3 separate regions of the Mus musculus genome follow, and regions 1 and 2 are each linked to region 3. The links are chromatin contacts, found by Hi-C or POLR2A ChIA-PET in ENCODE. All regions are on one chromosome and are shown on one strand. The core of a region is the stretch at or near the end of the contact, and the rest is flanking DNA. Distances in the headings are between cores, read along the strand shown. Region 1 holds the start of Sass6 (SAS-6 centriolar assembly protein). Region 2 holds the start of Dph5 (diphthamide biosynthesis 5). Region 3 holds the start of Rnpc3 (RNA-binding region (RNP1, RRM) containing 3).

The links. A loop is a pair of places that touch in the nucleus more often than their neighbours do. ChIA-PET counts read pairs that join two places held with the same protein, here RNA polymerase II (POLR2A).
Region 1: a map of gastrocnemius shows a loop between it and region 3 (11-fold over the local background). The contact joins the promoter of Sass6 here to the promoter of Rnpc3 in region 3. A Hi-C loop is called at or near these places in 3 of 37 maps with a recorded cell type or tissue (T-helper 17 cell and gastrocnemius).
Region 2: a map of regulatory T cell shows a loop between it and region 3 (7-fold over the local background). The contact joins the promoter of Dph5 here to the promoter of Rnpc3 in region 3. A Hi-C loop is called at or near these places in 1 of 37 maps with a recorded cell type or tissue (regulatory T cell). POLR2A ChIA-PET finds 5 or more read pairs at or near these places in 2 of 5 experiments (Patski and embryonic stem cell).

Annotation. Positions count from the first base shown.
Region 1 is chr3:116,592,176-116,596,410 of GRCm38, forward strand. It overlaps Sass6 (SAS-6 centriolar assembly protein), which reads left to right and starts at 2,783. Exons shown (of 17, transcript NM_028349.3): 1 at 2,783-3,003. The coding sequence starts at 2,939. Trmt13 (tRNA methyltransferase 13) reads right to left here. Exons shown (of 12, transcript NM_030016.3): 2 at 2,464-3,418; 3 at 289-335; 4 at 18-84. The coding sequence starts at 2,610.
Region 2 is chr3:115,885,593-115,889,947 of GRCm38, forward strand. Dph5 (diphthamide biosynthesis 5) reads left to right here and starts at 2,591. Exons shown (of 8, transcript NM_027193.2): 1 at 2,591-2,685; 2 at 2,848-3,005. The coding sequence starts at 2,871. A930005H10Rik (RIKEN cDNA A930005H10 gene) reads right to left here and starts at 2,538. Exons shown (of 2, transcript NR_015487.1): 1 at 2,172-2,538.
Region 3 is chr3:113,627,830-113,632,408 of GRCm38, forward strand. Rnpc3 (RNA-binding region (RNP1, RRM) containing 3) reads right to left here and starts at 2,320. Exons shown (of 15, transcript NM_001038696.1): 1 at 2,034-2,320; 2 at 516-563. The coding sequence starts at 2,225. It also overlaps the pseudogene Gm17954.

The DNA.
Region 1 (4,235 bases), core at 1,533-4,032, 3.0 Mb after region 3:
ACATTTCAAATACTTACAGGCTTAGGCTTCTCTCTTGAATTACATTTTTTCAAATGTTTTGCTAGTTGGTCTTCATACACTGTGCTAAATTTAAAGAGAAAATTTAAGAGTTAGAAAAATCGTAAATGAACCTTGTGAAACTTAACCGTTTCTAGTACATCACACAAACAAATATATACAAACACACACACATACACACACACACACACACACACACACACACACAAAGACTAATGCACTCACGCACCCCAAATGACAAAAACCCACTTATTTGACCTTATACTTAACTGTTTTGGATCTAAAGGACACAAGATTCTTTTCCGAGTATTTTCTTCCTAATAAATTAAAACGGATACATTTATTTAAATGTCAAGTTTATTACATTCAGATGTTAGATACACCCACAGTGTGTTTCTATTCCTAAAATAAGGTAAGAAAACTTAAAGGATACAATGAAAAATAAGCAAGATTAGGTCATGCCGCATAATAAGAGTCTTCATTGTAGCTCGCTTCTGTATGAATGAATAAGTACTGTTTTGGCTTGCTAATGTAATTTTGCATCAGAGATAACACCTCCTAAAAATGGGTACAGTAATTGTATGCACCATTAAGAAAAGATGTTAACCATGTACTTTGGATTAACTAACAACAATATTCATCATGTACAAAATGATCTTTTGAAATAAATATATACTGGGTATAAGTGGCTAAATTGAGCTGACTAAAATACTCATTACTTGCATCCTTGCTCTTTTTGAAAAGTGTTGCCCATTTAAATTGATTTTAAAATGCGTATTTGTCTAAAGGTGTTCAAATATGGGGAAATGATGGGCGTGGTGGAGCATGCTTTGAATATCAGCTCTCCAGAGGAAGGGCAGACAGAGCCAAAGGCCAGCCAGGGTGACCCTCAGACCCTCTCTCAGAATAGAGTACAGGAGAAAATACGCCAGGAACAACAAGGCATGGCTTTAACAATTTAGAATGGGTCATATTCACTAGCTTTGCAACTTTTCTAAATGCTAGTTACAGTCTTTTATGTTTTATGCATTTAATTATAGGCACTGGGAGAAAAGCAAGGGAAACAATGTTGGCAGGTCTGCCCCACAGATCCTATCAACCTGGATGCAACAGGATGGCCCAATTATTAAATCCAGAGGCCAGTGGTTAGGTGTGATTCTCAGCTCTTTCTATTAGCTGCTAACTCTATAATCCTGACTGCTTCATGTAAATAATAGTATAGACTTTCTATATTAAGTATAGACTTACTATATTATTAAGTAGAATAATAGTATGACTTGCTTCCTAAGGTTTGTGAAAATTGAATTTTTAAAAGCAAAATAACGTTTAGTACTAGCCCTACAGCCAAAGCTGACCAAGTATTTACTCTTAATTTTTCTCAATTGTTTATTTCAATTTATTTCAGAATGTTCATGAAGATACGCACACTGAATTTTAGAGAAAGTTAAGGAATTTTCAGTATTAAAAAAAACAACATTATTTCATGTATAGACTTTTAAATTAAATTCCAGTGTGATTCTTTGATGGAGACCAGCTAGTTGGGAGGCTAAGGCAGGAGAATTCCTGGGATCAGATGTTCAAGACCAATATGAGCAATTCAGCAAGATCCCCATCTCAAAAACAGAAAGTTGTCTTTCAAGGGAAATAGTACTCTAACTTTCAAAGCGTAATCACAGAACACACACACACACACACACACACACACACACACATTTTTAAAATCTATTGTTTGAGTTTAGAAACAGTGTATAGCAGGTTAGTAAAATGTTTTCTTTTTTGGTGTAGAGGGTAATGAGGCTTCCTGTGACTTTAGACTTAACTCTCCAGGAAAACACCTTATGAACTTGTAATTATTATTCTGGGACGGAGAAGGAAAAATAAACGTAAAATAACAAACTTCAAAGTTGAAAGCAAAGTTTTTTGTTTTGTTTTGTTTTGTTTTTTTCTTTTTTTTGTCTCTCAACAGACATTAATGTCATAAGACATTTTGGTTGTAAGTGCAAAAGTATTAGTGGCTCCTAATGTATAAAGAACAGGCAAATTACTAATCTACAAGTCTAAACAAACAAACAAAAATTGTTTCTAAGTTTCTTCCCCATGCATTCACAAGTGGTTATCGTTCAAAAACAATAACTATAATTAATTAGAACCCAGTTAATAAAACCTAGTGATCTTTTTCAAGCACTCCTTTATAAAAATAATCACTTCCCCTGAGGATGGGGGACTAGCGGAAGGAAGGATGAGTGTAAGGGTCTCTGAGACAGCAGAGGGAGCTTTTAGTACAAGAAAGCAATGCTCCTCGGGGGCTCCTCGCGGCTCCGAGCGGTGGGCAGAACTGCATTTACTTAAATCCATGGGACGGAAGCAGGAACCTGTCAAAGGGGCGAGACTGGGGTCCAGCACCCACAGACCCGCGACTCCCAGGAAGGGAGGGCGATAGCTGACCTCGGCGGAGCCAGCGTGTTCGCCACAGAACCTTTTCCCCGCGGCCGCCACCATCCTGCAGAAGCGCTTCTTCTTTTCTACGAAGTAGTTGCATCTGCCGTCGATGGGAAATCCGATCGAGGGCGAAGTCGCCGCCGGAGCCTCCATAACGCTGGGTCCTTTTGAAAGCCTGGCTCAGCCCAAAGTTGTCAGTCCCCTTTGGTCCCACTTCCCTTAACAAACGTGGCCGCCTGAGGGGGGTGGGTCCACGGAAATGACGCATCAGCCCGGCTCGGTCGGTGCCCGAACCGGAAAAAGGTGACGGTGGCTGACGAGGTCCAAAGCTCCTTCGTTCCCTCTGTTTATCGTTTCCCTCCTCCTCCGCGGGAGCTGAGCGCCAAACTCAAACTCATCGGGACCGGCTCTTCTTTGCAGCCGGGACCGAAGGCCGGGCCTACTGGGCTTCTTCACCCTCCCGTCGGGGCAGCGGTCCGACATGAGTCAAGTTCTGTTCCAGCAGCTTGTTCCCTTGCTAGTGAAATGCAAAGACTGCGAGGAGAGGTGAGCTCCCGGAGCCGGCGGGTGGCGGTTGGGGTCGCGCCAATGGGGAAGATGGCGGCTGGGTTCCGTGGGGATCGGTCGGTCCGCGGGTGTCGGACTGTCACACCGGGAATCGGGAAGGGACCCTGCGGACTTAATGGATACCTTTGTTTGTGGCCGGGCCGGCCGTTGCGGAGGGGACGCGAGGAAAGGGAATGAGGAAATGGCAAGCCGACTCCTTCACGTCCGTGTTCTGGCCCTCAGCGGGACAGAGCCCAGCCTGTCCTTTCTGGGTGGCAACTCTGATTCTCCCTGTCATTTCCACAAAAGCTTCACGGTGACTTCAGGGAGCTGTCCGCACTAGGATTCAGGTCGCCCGGCCCTTCACTCATGCTCTCCTTTGAAGAACACTGGGGGTGAAGCTTTAGAACTCCATCTAAAAACAAAACAAAACGTTCAGTGACATATTTCGGTTCATCCGCACGTCAGTTTCAATCATTTAACCAACTCCCAAAACTGGAAAAATCAGGAATTCTGTACATTCAAAACATAAGTCAACCCGTAAAGCCCTTCGTCGGACCCCTGGGGATACCTTGATCTTCACAGAGTTTACACTAGGGTATCTTATCGCACAGATGAATGCAAACTTGCCACACTAACCACAGGCGATCTGATTTTTCCCTCTTTTACTAATAACTTTTTAGTTGTTAGTTTCTGTGAACATTACATTTTCTCATTTGCTAAATTGATTTAATATGTCTAGCTGTTCATTTGATTGCAATGAAGACCAGGTGTGAAAATGTTTGTAGAAACTAAACGGTGAAAAAAATGTTGAATTAAAAAACAACAAAAACAAAAAGAAGACACTGATGTATTGAGTCGCTGGACTGTTAAACTGTGGTATGCGATTTAAAATTAGGTCCAGAATCAACCAGCAAAGCAGTCAGAAAAATGGACTTAAAACATCAGCCGTATATAGGAATCTGTAGGTTATTTAATTGTCTTATTGTTTGTTTGATTTTGACAGTTGAAGTGGTGCCCTCACTTAGCATGCTCTACCACTGATGTGTAACCCCCACCCCACCCCAGCCTCTCATTGGTGATTATTTTGTGATGTTTAATATATAGACATGTAGTTATTGAATTCGGGCTAATCCAAACTGATGTCTGTAAGTATAAAATTCATAGATTTTGAAGACCTGCTAGTAACAGAAATGTAAAAAGTCTCAATTTTATGTTGATTATCTGTTGCG
Region 2 (4,355 bases), core at 1,341-3,840, 2.3 Mb after region 3:
TACAGATATACCCTTGAGTTTGTTTTGTGTGGGCCATTGACAGCTGGACATGGGACCTATACAGGTATGCAGTTTTAAAGAGACTCAGCTATTTTATAGACACATTACTTTAGTAGAGGAGACTCCTTTGCTTAGAGGCTGGAGACCTCTGGGGAGACTTCCTGAGTGTAAAGGATCGGTAGTGGGAATCTAGGCTGATGACGAGACAGGCTTTAATGTTCAGATGAGCTGAGGTGTCAGCAGGGTGCATGTGGCTGCATGCTTTGGGCACAGAACTACAGGTGGGTCAATACCACTGAAAGAACGCTCATGGTATGTAAGGGGACCAGGGAGGCAGGTACTCAACATCCCATAGATGGGAAATTTAAGAGCATGGGGTTTCTTTTGCCAAAGTTTTTTTTTTTTTTTTAGAAGGGGGATACTATTTTTAGGGTGTATCTTTACTAGTCCTCCCTGGTTTCTGTGAAGACACATTTGAAGGGAACAAGATGGGAAGCTAACAGAGTAATAGAGCTAGGATCTGAACCAACACAGTGATAGTCAGTATGGTTTCTGACAGAGAAGACCTGGCAGTACGTGTGGGGGTGACTAATATCTGGGTTGGGGGAATGTCAAACCTACCCGATACAGAGTCAGATACCACGCAGGTAAAGAAGGTGATGAATCCAGCTCTGGATGTATAGAACTGGATAGGTTTCCGGATTATCAGGTTTGATTCCCAGCACTCACATGGTGGCTTATAAACATCTGTAACTCCAGTTCCAGAGATTTTGGTACCGTCTTCTGACCTCCATGGGCACAGGAACACATATGGTACACAGACATACAGACAGGGAAAACATTCACACACATAAAATAATCTAAAAAGAACTTTGAAAACCATTTCTCTAGATTTTTTTTTGGGCGGGGGCGGGGTTCAAGACTCACTCTGTAGACCAGGCTGGCCTCAAACTCAGAAACCTGCCTGCATCTGCCTCCCGAGTGCTGGGATTAAAGGTGTGCACCTCCACTGCCCGGCTAGACAAGTTTTAAAATGCTTATCTGTTATTAGCCTATCTTATTTGTTATCACTCAAAATCTTTTGTACATTTTTCCACATTGAGTTGTTTTCTTGTTCCATTTAAGAATCCATTAGATTTGAATTCATCTTCAGTTTATTATTAATTTGTTTGTGTGTGGGGGGGTGTGGGGGTGTGTGTGGGTGTGCCAGCCTGTGGTGGTCAGGGGAGACCTCTGTGGAGTTGTTTTTCTTCCACCTTTAACTGGGTTCCAGGATTAAACTCAGGTTGTCAGACTTGCGTGACAAGTTCCTTTACCAGCATCTTGATAGCCTTCCTTTGGTTTGTTTGCTCTGTTGACAAGTCTTTTGTCAAATTTCTGGTTTGCAAACATTTTCTCTCAGTGTACGACTTCAGTCTTTTGAAGGGAGTTTTTATTATTAAAGTATGACTTTTTTTCCTCTCTCTTTGCAACATGCCTTTTATAGCATACCTGAGAAATCTCTCCCTGGATAGGTCAGATTTTCTTTTCTTTTCTTTTTTTTTTTTCTTCTGTTATAATTTTAGGTCTTTCCATTTACACCATGATCTATTTTGAGGTGTATGTATTTTAATATGGTGCAAAGAATAAATCAATTTAGTGGGAACAGGGAGAATCAGGTCTTCGTGCACCCTTGGAGGAAAAGGCTAGACTTAAGAAAAATCTGAAAGGCCATTACATTGTGCCAAGAGAAGCAATGAACTGTCTTCCCAACTTGGATAAAGTTACCAGTGAATTTAGGAAGAGCATCTGCAGTGTAAACTTTTCGCTTACTGGAGCTGCGTGTAACCAATCTTTAAGAATCTCTGCAACAACCGCTGAGAGGTTTAAAGCACTTTCCTTTTTGTTATGCGCTTCCCGCCATAGAACTACTTTCTTTTTTAAAATTATCCTTTGGTTAGCATACTAAGTAATGGGCTTCATTATGGCATTTTTCATCCGTATATGTCATCACATTCGTATTTAGTCATCCCTTGAGCACTCTTAAAAGGTCACTCTCCACCGAGGGTGACTAAGGCAGATTCCCTTGAGGCATTCTGGTATCAGATCCCAGGGACAAACCCCTAGAAGGAGTCACAGCCCCCCCCCCCCCCCTGGGAACTTAACAACCACACTCAGCAGGGCAAGCCAACCTGTCCCCTCACCAGGGTGACTTCTGGTTAAATTGCGACAGATCTACAGAGCGGGAATTCAAAGCTGAGCAAACGCGGGGTCGGTCAGGGAAGTCCCTCCGGTTGTTCCTGCCAGTGTGCGTCTGGAGGGCGATTGGGAGCTATCGTCATCAGCCCGGACGCCCTTTGGGGATGTTTGAGTCCTGGCTTGCCGGGAGCGTGGGCACGCTGGGTCCTTTCCAGGCGCACAGCTGGACCCATTCCTGACCCTTGACCTCTGCCCGGGAGTCAGCGAGTCCTGGAGGGCCTTGCGGGGGGTATGCGATCGCTCTATAGCTCGTTCCTGGAGCGGTCTGTCATCTCCGCCTCCTGCCAGTCGTAAAGTGCTGTGAAGGGCTCTGCGCTTTACGGCGCCGTTAGGTGAGACCCGGAAGCTCTGTCTCTGATGGGCACATGGTTTGGGGACTGCAATTATTAAAAGGCTGCAGTGAGACTTTGAGGGACGTCAGCGAATCACCTCCGAGTCTCTAAGCGGGTAATCGGATCACACTTTTAAAAACAGTCATTCCATTATTTTCTAAGAGTATGCAGGAGTGTCGGACGCACGCAGGGTGCCACCTTGGTTTTTATGTTCATCCCTAGACTTTAGGTCCCCGGTGTTAGCTGACGTTTTTCTGTTGTTCACTTCGCTCTGCAGTCTCCCCATCCCTGGAGTTCGGAATGCTTTACTTGATCGGCTTGGGCCTGGGAGATGCCAAGGACATCACAGTCAAGGGCCTGGAAGTTGTGAGACGATGCAGTCGCGTGTATCTGGAAGCCTACACCTCAGTCCTGACTGTAGGGAAGGAAGCCCTGGTACGTGATTAAAGTCCCCAGGCCTCTGGGGAAGACATCTAGCTAGCGTCCGATTCTCCTACCCTAGACTGCACAGACTCTAAGCGTCTGCTTTTTTTTTTTTTTTTTAAGCCCCTGTAAAACACACACCCTGTCCATTAAGATCTACTTCATACTCAGTGACTTGGGAAATGAAACGGTAGTTTGTCCTACTTTACAAGTCTAATTTTGTGCCTTTCTCCAGTAAATAAAAAAAAAAAAGTTATTTTACACTCTTGGGGATAGTTATCAAATCCGTTATTTCATGAGCTAGCCAGACATCCTTTCCGAGTTGAGTGCTAATGAGGTGCTGACACAGGCTTAATGAGTTGCTTATACATTCAGCAAGCGATCTGAAAGCTTCCGTCTTTGAAGTAGTTCCATAGGGAACAGCGATCTCATTTTTTTTTGTCTGCAACATAGCCAAAGAGACCTTACATGTACTCTCCCAGGAAGGCTGTCATTCCCACATGTACATATAGAGTGACTAAGTAACCAGAGGATGTATTAGTGCATTATATACCTTAAACAGGGTAAATATGTAAATAATAGTTACAACAAGAAGGGTCAGTTTCTGCTTGATTGTCAAACTTAAAGTGAACCCTATATTGAGATAAGATGCTGATGTGTTGTTAGAGGAGGAGAGGAAGGTTTTTTTGTTTTGTTTTGTTTTTTTAAATTGTCAAGTCTTCCATATAAAAGTGTGGGCCAGAGAACTTCCGGTCATATCTCTCAGATTCACAACTCAGAATTTTGAAGGTTTCAGGGTTATGTTAAAAATCTTGAATCCTAAATAGGCTTCTTCTTAAGTTGGTCATGAATTAGAAAAAAAAAAAAAAAAGTAGTGTTTAATGGTCAGTTTGACTTGCTGGCCACACTTGTCGGTGTTTATACTTACTTCAAGATGATAGAAATATGTCTTGGATCAGTGATCAGAAACTATAATGGACCTAAAACCATTTGAGAAAATAGATAACTGGCAGGTTAATCGAATAGAATATTAAACACAGCCAGGGCTACACAGAGAAACCCTGTCTCTAAAACAAAAACAAAAACCAAAAACAAACAAAAAGGGAAGACAGGCAGTCGTGGCACACACCTTTAATCCCAGCACTTGGGAGGCAGAGGCAGGCAGGTTTCTGAGTTCAAGGCCAGCCTGGTCTACAGAGTAAGTTCCAGGACAGACAGGGCTACACAGAGAAATCCTGTCTCAACCCCCCACCCCCAAAAAAGCAAAAAACAAAAGAATATTAGACAATAGCTTAGAGCAAAATTGGGACATAACTTGTTTTGCCTTGTGACATGTCCCTGGACAATTCCTTTACATTTAAT
Region 3 (4,579 bases), core at 1,070-3,569:
TTTAATACTTCTCTTCCACTTAAATACAATCTCACATTTTTAGTTCTACCACTGATGTTAGCTCCTGACAGACTTCTCACATTTCATGGCCAATTCCATTGTTTCTTAAACCTGAAAAACCCATTTCTTCTTGTTTTCATGTCAAAATTCAATGAATCAGAGGCCTAGTTCAAAAGGGATAGCTTTTACAAATGATTCCTTGGGTTTATACCTTTTAATACTTGTAAAGTTTTTGAACCATAAACACTAGATATGTTTATCTAATATGCTTTATAATTTTTTTTAAATTATACTAGAATCCTTCTCTTACTTAATAATCTACGGTTCTCAAGTCTCAGTATCTAAGCACTGGAGAAGCTCTGATATCTGTCAAGCCAATTGTGACCTTTTGGGAAAACTCTTGGGACACAAATGATTTTGCTTTTAAAAAGGACAGTTTATTATTACTTGTCACTTTTGTCCTAAGATTGGATAAGAAATCTCTGAAAACTTTAACAATAAAGAAAAAGACATACCTTTATTGCTGCTTTTTCATTAGGGAAAGTAGCAAATGCTGTGTGTTTCTGAAATAAAATTAAGGCACATATTATTTCCAGTGTTTCAAAAGTCTAATAAAAAGTAACATTTTAAAAACATGCAATATATTAATGAAAGTATCGGAAAGGATGGAAATTTTAGACTATTTAACTGATCACTAGTTTCAGTCTAGAGGTTCCGAATCTTCTAGGGTCAGACTTCTTGGACTTGCACGCTCTTCAGCTTTGCCTCTCAACATAAATGAATAAGGACAAACACAATATATTTTATAATAGCAAAGAGTTCAACAGACCACAATTTTTAAAAAAACTCTCTACTCCTGGGGACCAGAGAGATGGGACAGTGGTAAAAGTCAGTAGGGCTCTTACCAAGGGCATCATTGGGAAGATGTCCCAATGTCCATGTTCAGCAACTTCATAACCACCTGTACTCCTACAAACCCCCAAAATATACACAAATGTACAACATAATTAAAAGTATAATAAATCTTAAAGCATCTCCTCTTTCCAAAAAAGATCACTCTTAAAACATTTAGGGCTGGTGAGATGGCTCAGCGGGTGAGAGAACTGACTGCTCTTCCAGAGGTCCTGAGTTCAAATCCCAGCAACCACAAGTTGGCTCACAACCACCCATAATGAGATCTGAAGATAGCCACACTGTACTTACATATAATAAATAAATAAAACCTTAAAAAAAAAAAAAACCCTCAGCATAGCCTTTCTAGACTGTGAGTTTCATGTCCACACAAAAGTGATGCATGGAGAAGCTTGATTCATTATTAAAATGAAAAATTTATACATATGGAATACCCTTTTTCATCTCACTCAAAAGTCTTTTCAGTCTATACAAGATAAAATTTAAAATCATTTACTAACAGTGAAATCACCCCTCAAGGTGCATTGTCTCTTTTTGCTTTGTTTCTATAATTTCAGTAATAAGTCTAATTTTCTCATTTGAATTCTATTTTGAATACCATCCTGAAAAAGGTGAACAAATTATATTACTGGTAAGTTTGAGTTGTTTATTAGAACTCTGAATTTGTCCAATCTGATTCAAGGAGAGCCTACTGTATTTAGATTGAATTAAGGGATATTTGTATTTGCATTTTGTTAATCTATTAAGTCTATTACACTCAAATTTTTGCTATTATGTATATCCTGCTCTACAACCCAGGATTTAAAAGCAATTTTTTAAAATAAAAATACAAAACCAAAAACCTTGCATACGACTATGAGAATCTAACAGAAACAGTATTTTCAAGTCTAGGCTAGTTTTGAATTCGACCGGGCGGGTGCGCTCGCCGGTAGAAACCTCTACACAGTCCCTGCGTGGCTCAGCCTTAATCTAACTGGCTCAAGGTTCAATTCCATGCTCGCCTCTCTGGTAGGCAAGCTGCGCAGGCGCAGACCGCGAGCCTAGTCCTGTTTCTCCCGGTCCTAGCGGCCCGGCTCCGCCCCGCCCCGCCCCGCCCCGCCCCGCCCGCTGCGCACGCTTACCAGGCGCCCCTTATCTGACAGGACGCGCACCGACTGCGCCCCGAAGTACTTCAGTAAGTCCTCCTTCTCCTCAGCCGTCAGCTCGGCCGGCAGGTGCCTGACGAGGAGGGTGCGGTCTCCCCGGGGCGGAGAAAGCGAAGCGGAGCCTGGGCCGCCTCGGGACAGCGGCATCGGCGGCTCAGGCCCCGCCATCTAGCTTCCCTGCAGAAGCGGCCAGAGACGGAACCTCCGCGCAAGCTTCCGGCCGAACTCCCGCAGTCACCGAGGCTGAGCGGAAGATAGTTTCCGCTTCGCGCTAAGGATTCTGGACGCAGGGAAATCCCGCGAGAGGAGAACTCCTCGCGAGAATGGCCTCCGGGAGAGTCGCTCTTCTCTTTTCGGGACTGTTGCGGGGGAGAGCGCCTAGGAGTCGTGCTTTAAGTTTAATGAGAGGTTGTAATAAAATAAAGACTGAAAGAGACGCCACTGTTAGAAGGACAGCAATCTCATCGAAGAACGTCAGTCATGCAAAAGAAAAATACTGTAATCCCAGGGATCAAGTACTGAAGGAACCGTGCAAGGGCTGTTGCTCCCTGGGCTCTTAATCCAGATTTTTCAGAAAGTGAATCTGGCTGGTGAATGGAGAACGCTCGGGAAATGTCAAGTGTGTTCCTAGCATTTAGGACTGGTGAAACACAAGTCTCCAGCCTCAGATTCAACAGTGCAGGCGAGAGAGCACGCCGTTATCAGTCGGCAAATACAGGCTGAAAGTTCTCGCCACGGTTTGTTTATTAAACAAAATTGGCTTCTTCCATGAGTAAATACCTAAAAATGTGTTAGCGTACGTATTCATGGATGTAAGTTCTCTTCTCACCACCTCACGACTGAGAGTACTGACGTAGATTAAGACTCATTGCTAACCAATAGGTGAGATCTGAGCCCTTGCACCCAAGTTGGAGTCTACACTGTTGTGACTAAGATTCGGCCCTGGTGGTCTAAAGTAATATCCCTTACAGATTAATCAAGATGTGTATGCTCACTCCGTAGTCCTAGGGTGTCTTTTACTTCTAATTTGCTTGATGGATATGAGCCAGTTAGTACACAGTACTTCAAAGATCCGCTTTGAGGAAGCATTGCATGGGGAGATAAATTACCAAAATATTGAGTGACTAGAGACAGATCTTGTGAACCTTAGAGGTTTGTTAGGAACCTTGCTCATGGGAACAGAAGCCGACAGACTTAAGAGTGTGTGGAAGGAATAGTTAAATTTTACGTTTAAAAATCTCTTTGATTTCACTATGAGTAATATAGCAGAAACCGGGCATGGTGGCACACACCTTTCATTCTAAGTTCCCAAGAGGCAGAGACAGATGCATCTCAAGTGATTTTGAGGCCAGCGTGGGTGACACTGAGTTCCAGGACAACCAGAGCTATGTAAAGACACAAAGGAAAGGAAGAAAGAAAAGAAAAAGTGGGGAGCACTCAGAGGAAATCTAGTTCCGTTTCACATCAAATTATTAGTTCACAAGTGTGAGGCTATAAAACAATATGCCTCCCCTCCACACACCAGTACAGTATTTATGGGAGCAAATATCTATCATAAGCTCTTAAGAAAGTGCATCAGTTTTTGTGCCTTGGTCAATAAGTTTATTGTCTTTATTTAAAAAAAAAAAAGCTTAATAGAAACTTGCTTTAGCTCTCAGCAGCTCATTTCTGAGCTGTGAGGAAGTGTGCCCTTCTTCTGAGCAACCCAATATTTCTTCTGCAACATTTTGACCCATGATGTGCTTCTGATGTACATCTGCATTGAAATCCTTGCTTTCAAAATAAAAACCAGGGAATTGTTTAGGTCTATGAGGGATAGACAAGCCTCCATTCACATCTCCCTTCAGGGTACCACTGTAATTTGGGCAAGACCTGCATCCAAATACCAAGTGCAGGTGCCAAGCATTGATAGTCTTATCAATGCTTTCCACATTGTATTCATCTTTAGTCACCTCCACCTGACCTTCATAGATCTTGTACATTCCAAACCTATTGCAAAGCCTGTGGGCCAGCAGCAGGCCAGTATACTAGGCTACAGCATAATTGGTGAGGCCAACTTTCACCTGTATTTTGACAGTTCATATACATATGCTGTGCAGCCTATCATATCCTCCTTTTACAGGTATATACAATCGAGTAGTGGCATGAACTACTATCTTATATTTGAGCAGCTTAATTTTGCCATTTATCAGCAATCATTTATGAGCATGGTAGTCATTTTTACCTTCTGGTAGCCTTCTAAATCTCACTTGGTATCTCTAAAGTAGGCTTTATTCTTGACAACTTTGGTAAACCTCATTCTGTGGAACAGAAATCCAAAACCACAGATCTGCAGACCTGGAAGCTGTGGCTGGAGGGTGGGGCAAGTCTCATATGTCCAACTTAATTTTTTAGCTAACTAAAATGTACATGTGCTTTTTTATCTAGAAGTTCTTTTCAACTAAGAGAATATATATATATGTTTCCTGTGTTGTAGCTGAGGGTTTGCATTGGTTGGGCTACCTTCCCAAAAACATCCTTCA